Linked DNA regions of Homo sapiens: region 2 is linked to region 1. Evidence: chromatin contacts called from ENCODE Hi-C data. All regions are on one chromosome and are shown on one strand. The core of a region is the stretch at or near the end of the contact, and the rest is flanking DNA. Distances in the headings are between cores, read along the strand shown.

Region 1 (3,757 bases), core at 873-3,372:
GTACCTGCTCATAGGGTTGTCATTTAAGCTGAAAATTGGGCAGAGAAAGGATGACATTCTCAGGAACTCACACCTAAAAACCTCGTCAGTGATATGTAGTGGTTTTCAACATGCCCCGAACTCCCTGGCTCTCACTCATGAGAGGTGCAGTCTATCTCCCTGCTGCTCCTTGCATCTGGGCTCCATGACTTGTCTACAAATAGAACATGGTGAGGGCGGGGCACCATGCCAATTTCTGAGCAGGTCCAGACTTTAGGAAAGAACAGCTTCCACATCCTGTCTCCTAGATGTGCTCTTGGAGCCCAGTTTCATGCTGAGGGGAAGCCACAGCTCCCACCAATCCCACCACAGAGAGCAGCAGCTTGCTCGCACCATCCTGGAAGTGGATCTGCCCATCCCGTCTAGTGGACACAGCAGGCAAGGGGCTAGCAGGGAGAGCTGTTCAGGCTGAGTCCTGCCCAAGCTGCAGATTCCTGGGCAAAATAACTGATTAATATTGTTTTAAGCCACTAAAGTTTGGGGTGGTTTGTCACATGGCCATAGATCATCAGAGCAGATGTCACTGGCAACAGAACAGAGAAGTGAGAGGAAAGAAAGGCCGGGGAATTTCCAGCTGTGTCGCTCAGCTCGGCTGCCAGACTCATCACCAGGGACTGGGTGGCTTCGACGGCAGGCAGTCACTTCTCACAGTGCAGGAGGCCGGGGGGCCAGGGTGGGTACCAGCAGATCTGGTGTGTGGTGGGGAGTGGCTTCCTAGCTTGGAGACGGCCATCTCCTCCCAATGCCCCTCTGTACCTGTCTATGACCAAATCTCCCCTTCTTACAGGCAGTCCAGCCAGATTGGCTTACAGCCCACTCTAACAGTCTTGTTTTAACTCAGTTACCTCTGCTAAGACCCTATGTCCAAATAGGGTCACATCCTGAGGTGCTGGAGGTTAGGACTTCAGCAGATCCTTTCTGAGAGGGCACTGTTCGGCCTGTACCACTGGGATGGATGAGGAGTGAGAGCAGCTTTTAGCACTCTCATATGAACGCATAAATAGAGCGCCTCCTAATGTGGCAGGTGCCCCTCTAGGGAGGAGATTTACGAGCTCAGCTTGGCTTGTTTTCTAGAGCCACCTCTCTGAGGGCAGAACCTGCAGCTCACACAGGCCTGGGATCTCCATGGACACGAAGGTGCCCAAGACTGTGACCTCCCTGAGAAGAAACAGGCCCTGCCACTTACCCTGTTGGCATTCTGACATCACAAGACAGCTGACCATTTTATTGAGCACTTAATACACAGTACCTGCTGCAGTGGCTTTACATAGATGCCTGTGTAATCCTTGCAGCAACACTGGACAGAGGGATGAGATTTGATGCCCGTTCTGCCAGCAGGGAGACAGGCACAGTAGGATCCTCTGGCTAATGAGGGACAGGGCCAGGCTGCAAGCCCAGAGGCAGTACAGCTTAGAGACCCTGCCCTTAGCAGCCACACGGTGCTGCCCATGGGGCCTGAGAATGTGCATTTCTAACAATGCTGATATTCCTGATCCAGGGACCCCAGTTAGAACCAGTTGTAACCCCCCATTAAAGTCTCCTTTCTCCATTCTCTCACGTTCAGGACGTTGTTCTTAAATGTCACAACAAGGAAAGCAGGGAAAGCGGACTTTAGGTAAGTCAGCCTCTCTCCAACGCAGTGCTCCCAGGCCATGTCTCCTGGTGGCCGGATGGATGGCTTCCGTGGACACAGGAGCACTCATAGTGAATAATGGCCCCGGCAGAGCAGCGGCTTCCTGAGACTGATGATCTCATCAGCCCAGACATGAAGGGCTGCCCCAGCTTTCCAGGAACTGCTCTTTTCTGCTCACATAAAAATAGCCATTTCTCATAAACTATTTAGTGGGGCTCGGATCACATCAGGAACCATTAGTGAAATGGGAGCTTTGTTGTTGGTTAGAGGAAGTAGATGGAAGGGAAGAATCAAAGCCAAAGTCACATTTCCCTCATTATATTTCAGGGAAAGGAGACATATTAGCTCTTGATCAGCCAGTGTGAACTAAGAGCCCAGCTGGGAGCAGAGAGGATGAGCTGAGTGCAGGGCTGTCTTCTGCCCCTAGCTGGCTGGCACCAGGCTGCAGGCGGGGACTGGAGTGCACAGTACTCCATTCCCCATCACCCCATCAGGCTGAGACCAGCCTGTTCTCTGCCTTCCCTCTGAAATTCTACATTGCAAGCAGGTGATTCTCTGCTCAGTTTAGTCTGGCTGTGGTATCGCCAGAACACCAGTGAGTTTCCCATTTCTACATCCTGTCCTACACGGTGTTCTAAAAGCACTCTGAAAAAAAAAAAAAAAAAAAAAAAAAAAAAGCCTGATCCTCAGCATCGGATTTGCAAGGGGAGCTCCCTAGAAGCTCTAGGACTTACAGCATTGTGTGCTTGCAAATTTGGAAGGTTTTTTAGAAATTAAATGTGGACACATAAATTGCATCAACAGGCTGTGTGTGTGTGCATGCACACACCTCTTACGTGGCTTCTTTTGAAAGGGTTTTCAAGCATTCTTTCCAAATGTTAATGCTGCTATGTCCACTACGCCCAGGCCCCAGCATTCAGGTTTAAAAAATGGATTTCCACTGTTTTATTTGCTTATTTAGACAGGCTTTTTTGTTTCACACTCACACTATGCATGAGCGCCTCTTAAATATAAAAATTTAGTCCACCTCAATCTTTCCCTTTTTTTTTTTCAGGCCCCCAGGAAACAATGTTGCTGAGATCATCCAGGACTCAAATCAGGTAAGGGGTAAAAGGACTCTCAACTCTCCATCTAAAATACATCTAAACTTCATTAGGTGATAATATTTGAGGCTTCTTCCAAGAACTTCAAGCTAATCTTAGGTGTCATCAGAGAATGTGGACATCTTTGCTGAGATGTGAAATGTATGCAAGCCCTTAAACCCACAGTGGTTCCTGCCACATGGTACCACGCTGTTCACTAAGTCTGCGGCAGCCTCCCCTGTAAAGCTGGTGCCTGCTATCAGGTGCTGTGGCAGTTCAAGGAGAGGACCAGCCCTTGTGCACCATCACATCCTGATGCATTAACGCAGGTGGTAGTTCTGCCTTTTGATCTCAAGTCCAAGCAGGAAGGAGGCGTGAGGGCCATGCCTCTCAATGGCGGAGAATACTGAGTGTATTCTTTAGGGTCCACCAGAGAAACAGAACCAGTGGGTGTGTAAACACAGGGAAAGAAGAGCTGGGTCACATGAGTAGGAAGGCTGACACTTCCCCAGATCTGCTGTTTTCAAGGTGGAAATCCCTTCAAACTTCCAGACTGAAGTCTGGCAAGCTTGAGACTCAAGAAATTGATGTTCAGTTTGAGTCCGAAGACAGGGGAAGATCCACGTCTCAGATCATGCAGTCAGGTGGATATTCCCTCTTACTCAGCCATTTTGCTCTCTTTAGGATCTCTGTGAGCTGGATGAGGTCTCGTCCTTGGGGAGGCCCCCTGCTTTACTAAGTCCACCAATTCAAATGCCAGTGTCATCCAGAAACACCCTACGCACATGCCCAGAATAATGTTTGGCTAAATATCTGGGTACCCTGTGGCCCAGCCAAGTTGAAACACGAAATTAACCATCATACAAGGTATGTGAGAGGTCACGGGATGCCCCCAGATGCAATGCCCTGGGCAGGGCTGGGGGGTTCACTGGGCGTCTGAGTGGCAGCAGGATCTACAGGTGGTATACACTCTGCTAAGGGAGCAGCTTCACCTGTCAAAGCT
Region 2 (3,757 bases), core at 810-3,309, 190 kb before region 1:
GCCTGGGCCCTCCACCAGGTGCCCCTTTCTGTGGCCTCTGCTTTGTCAGAGACATGCTGTGTAGAGCAGGGAACAGGCAGCCTTGACATCCTTACAAAGCACTCTCCTTGGTATTGTTCCTCTTATTTTATTAATACAAACTCTCACGCCTGTAATCCCAGCACTTTGGGAGGCAGAGAAGGGCAGATCACAAAGTCAAGAGATCGAGACCATCCTGGCCAACACGGTAAAACCCTGTCTCTACTAAAAATACAAAAAAAATTAGCTGGGTGTGGTGGCACGTGCCTGTAGTCCCAGCTACTTGGGAGGCTGAGGCAGGAGAATCACTTGAACTCGGGAGGTGGAGGTTGCAGTGAGCCCAGATCACGCCACTGCACTCCAGCCTGGCGACGGAGCAAGACTCCATCTCAAAAAAAAAAAAAAAAAAAAAAAAAAAAAGACACTGAAAGGGCACTGTCTTTTTAATTAAGTTGTTCTCTCTCCCCCGTGTCTTTAGTTCTATACAGAAAAAATGTCATATTTTATTATGCTCTGAAGTCTCTGTTTTAGTTTACTCTGACAAAGCTGTTGCTCAGAGTAAAAGTCAGCAAGTCACCCAGCCATAACACACATTGTCTATACCAGCAGGGCAAAGGTGAAATAATCCAGGGATTGTCCCCAACTCTCTTCTGACATGACGGATGGTTGGCCCAGTACCTGATGGTAACAGGAGCTACGACAAGCAGGAGTACTACAAGATGAAGGGAGATTTGGGACGATGTTTGATCTTTGAAGGTCACCCTTCCTGCGTACGAGGCAGAAGTCAAGCTGACGTCTCTAAGCTCCTCTCCTGGTTTTGAGCAAGCATGTTCCAGGAAGCTGATTTGTTATTTTGGCAAGTGACTGTTTATCATGATGCATTTCGGGGGAGTTGGGGGTCAGGTTTCCTGTTGCAGGGAGTTCTGATAGTTCCTGATATTTACATACATAGGTCTTCAACTATTGATGAAAAATGTAATGTGGGAAGGTGAATTTCAACCCTATGTGGTTGAAACTCAACAAAAAGAATATATAGAGATAAAAAGCTGGGGAGAATGTAGTCTGTATATTACGAGGATTCTTTGAATCCATGCATAGAAATTTGTTGTCTCCATTTTTCTTCCACACAGAACACTTAAAATTCAAAAGTCAGGAGAGGCAACTTTGATGCTGAGAGATGAGCTCTCCATGACATCTCCCTGAAATAGTTCGGATTTATCCTGCAGCCGCAAATCAGAGTCATGCATTACTTCTTTCTGAAAAACAAATTTAAAACCACCCGTCATTCCTCATCATTTGTACAAAAATCCTTATGAAAATGATTAAAGAAGGTAATGGAAGCACAACTCCCGCGTTGGTAAGGACAGAGCAAAGACCTTCCATAAAAGCTAGTTCCCTTCTCCTCCTTTTGAAAACCAAACCAAACAAAAATATCTGGCTGAAACGACAGTGAAACAGCAGAAAATTATTTACCTTCAAAATTGCAGACAAAATAACCCCCCACACACAGTTCAAAGAAATGAACTTGTAAATATTGTGACTTATTAAAACAACAAGGCTATAATTCACTTCACCTCCAGAAAAAAATCAAAACAGCACTTGCTTAACCTCCACAAGAACCCTGAGAAGTTGGCAATGCAAAGGACAGCTCTTTCTGCAGGAGCAGCAGGGAGAGGGAGACTTCGCCTCATGCATGTTTACACAAGGCTTAAAATAGATTTTGAGTGCCTAACGCTGCTCAGCGCCTTAGTGTAACTCCAATGCCAGCCTTCCCAGCAGCCAGTGGACTCCGACCTTGATCCCTGCACCGGTGCCAGGCAAGCCCCAGGAGCATGTGCTACGGAGCCAGTCCACAGAGCTCCCTCCTCAGGGACCCGACACCAGAACTGGACCTTCATCTGGCTGTCCCCAGTCACTCCCAGCGCCTTCTCAGGCATTTTCACTTTCTGGGCAGAAGGAGAGGTGGGCTGTCTCTTCAGTCTCAATACCCAGCTGTCCCAGCCAGGCATGGAAAGTGAAAGCTTGCTGCTGAGAACCACCCCGACTTACAGGAAGGAGCCCTGAGGTTTCTGTGACCCCAGGCCCTTGACTGGAAAGTGGCTACTGAGGCTGAGTGTCTCCTAGCCCTGCCCTGGTGTGTGCCTCCCTGGGGCAGAGGGCACATCTCAGTCATGCCCCTCTCCTCGGGAGGGGGAAGGCCCCACATGGCCCAGAGGTACTGGGGGACCAGCTCAAGCTCCTTTTGCCACAACACTTTTCACCAGAAAACTCTAAGCCTGCAGGGGCTGCCCCTCAGCCAGCTCCTGTGCACAGGTCAGGAAATCAGAGCCGCTGTCAGGCAGGGCAGGCCTCAAGTCCGTGAGCATTTGCCAGGTCAGAGCCTTCTCAGAGCTGTGGCCTGCTACACCCTACCTGCTAAACCTGCATGGAACCCTGGGCTGATCCCCCTAGGTCCATTTAAAACCTGGAGCTCTACTACCAGTTCTAGCCCAGGCAGCGCCTGCCAGCCATCGCAGAACAGCTCAGCACAGCCTGGCAAGGCCAGCAAGCCACTGGGCAAACCGGTTATCTCAGCAGGGCCCAGCAACAAAACTTTCTGCCAACTCAGGTGAAAGAGAGTGAGTACATGTCTGTAATGTCTCTGTGTATGTGTGTGTACATACAACACACACATACAGACATATATATACATATATATTGAGGTATATCTGCACATATATATGAAAGTATATATTTAACAGTAAATGTCCCACAAGTACAGGAAGCTGCATAAAGCAAACATGAAGTTTAATGAAGTCCTATAAGGCAAAAATGCTTGTAACCCCCAGCACCCACTCTAGAGCCTTCCCACCCCCCTACAGAACCCCACTCCCAAATCTCTCCTCCCTCCTGGGGCACAGCTGGGCTGAGTCTTATGGCCATTAGTTCTCTAGTTTTCTTTGTCATTTTATTACCCAAGTGAGATTCATCCTCCATGGAGCATAGTGTTGCCTTTTATCTTTGGCTATGCCTGATAAGTCAGCAAGTGCCCACGCCTGAGGTAGACATGGATATACATATATGCATGTGTGCATATGCATGAGTATGAAAGCAGATGCTGTAACATGCTTAGAACAGAATCCACACTCCTCTCCCGTTCAGGCTAGTGCCCTGCTATTTGGAACGCCATTTATTGGATAAACAACAGACAAGTATAAATTAATACCATACTTTAAAAAAAAAAACTGCATGTGGTGCCTCAAGCCTGAGCCATTAGAACAATTCCCCGAGTATGAGTGTGAAGCTACTCCCAGAGCCAGGAGGCCTCCATGTGTATCTCCACCACTCCCTCTGCAGCCCCATGGGTGGTGAGCCTGGGGACCCCAGTGAAACCATCTCCAGCTCCTACCAGATTTCCAGCTTCTTGAGGAAGGAGGCCGGCAGGGCTCAGTACATTGGCCACAGAACGCAGCCGGAGAAGGAATCCAGGGTGGTCTAGGCCAACCCGTACCCCCTTGATGGGGTCGATTGCCAAATGTCTGTGAATTTCGGGACCAGTTGTTACACACAGCCATTATTAAAAATTAAAATGAATAGATTTGCAATAAAATAAATTATATTAAAATTCAAGATAATAACCCCCACATTGTGTTATTATCAGTGTTCTCTAGGCTGCGTGTCTGTTTATCTGTCTGGTGATATATGTACGTCATCGTACTTAAGGTAGTGGCTCTGCACACCCTTTCCAACTCTGTTTTTG

The links. A loop is a pair of places that touch in the nucleus more often than their neighbours do. Pooled maps may share reads with other maps.
Region 2: a loop to region 1 is called in a pooled map, with 5 times the contacts of the local background. The contact joins two enhancer-like sites. A Hi-C loop is called at or near these places in 2 of 37 single-sample maps with no recorded cell type and 6 of 50 pooled maps.

What each region holds. Positions count from the first base shown.
Region 1 is chr9:89,812,935-89,816,691 of GRCh38, reverse strand. No RefSeq gene overlaps it. Among named protein-coding and RNA genes, the nearest start is that of LINC03062, 180 kb to the right of the region's middle. RefSeq lists enhancers at 481-580, 631-740. Within about 2 kb of position 2,122, at least 3 of the 41 ENCODE cell types and tissues checked have a DNase peak (open chromatin) inside an H3K27ac peak, as active enhancers do.
Region 2 is chr9:89,998,158-90,001,914 of GRCh38, reverse strand. No RefSeq gene overlaps it. Among named protein-coding and RNA genes, the nearest start is that of MIR4290, 23 kb to the left of the region's middle. RefSeq lists enhancers at 1,961-2,050, 2,101-2,150, 2,161-2,230, 2,271-2,440. Within about 2 kb of position 2,059, at least 31 of the 41 ENCODE cell types and tissues checked have a DNase peak (open chromatin) inside an H3K27ac peak, as active enhancers do.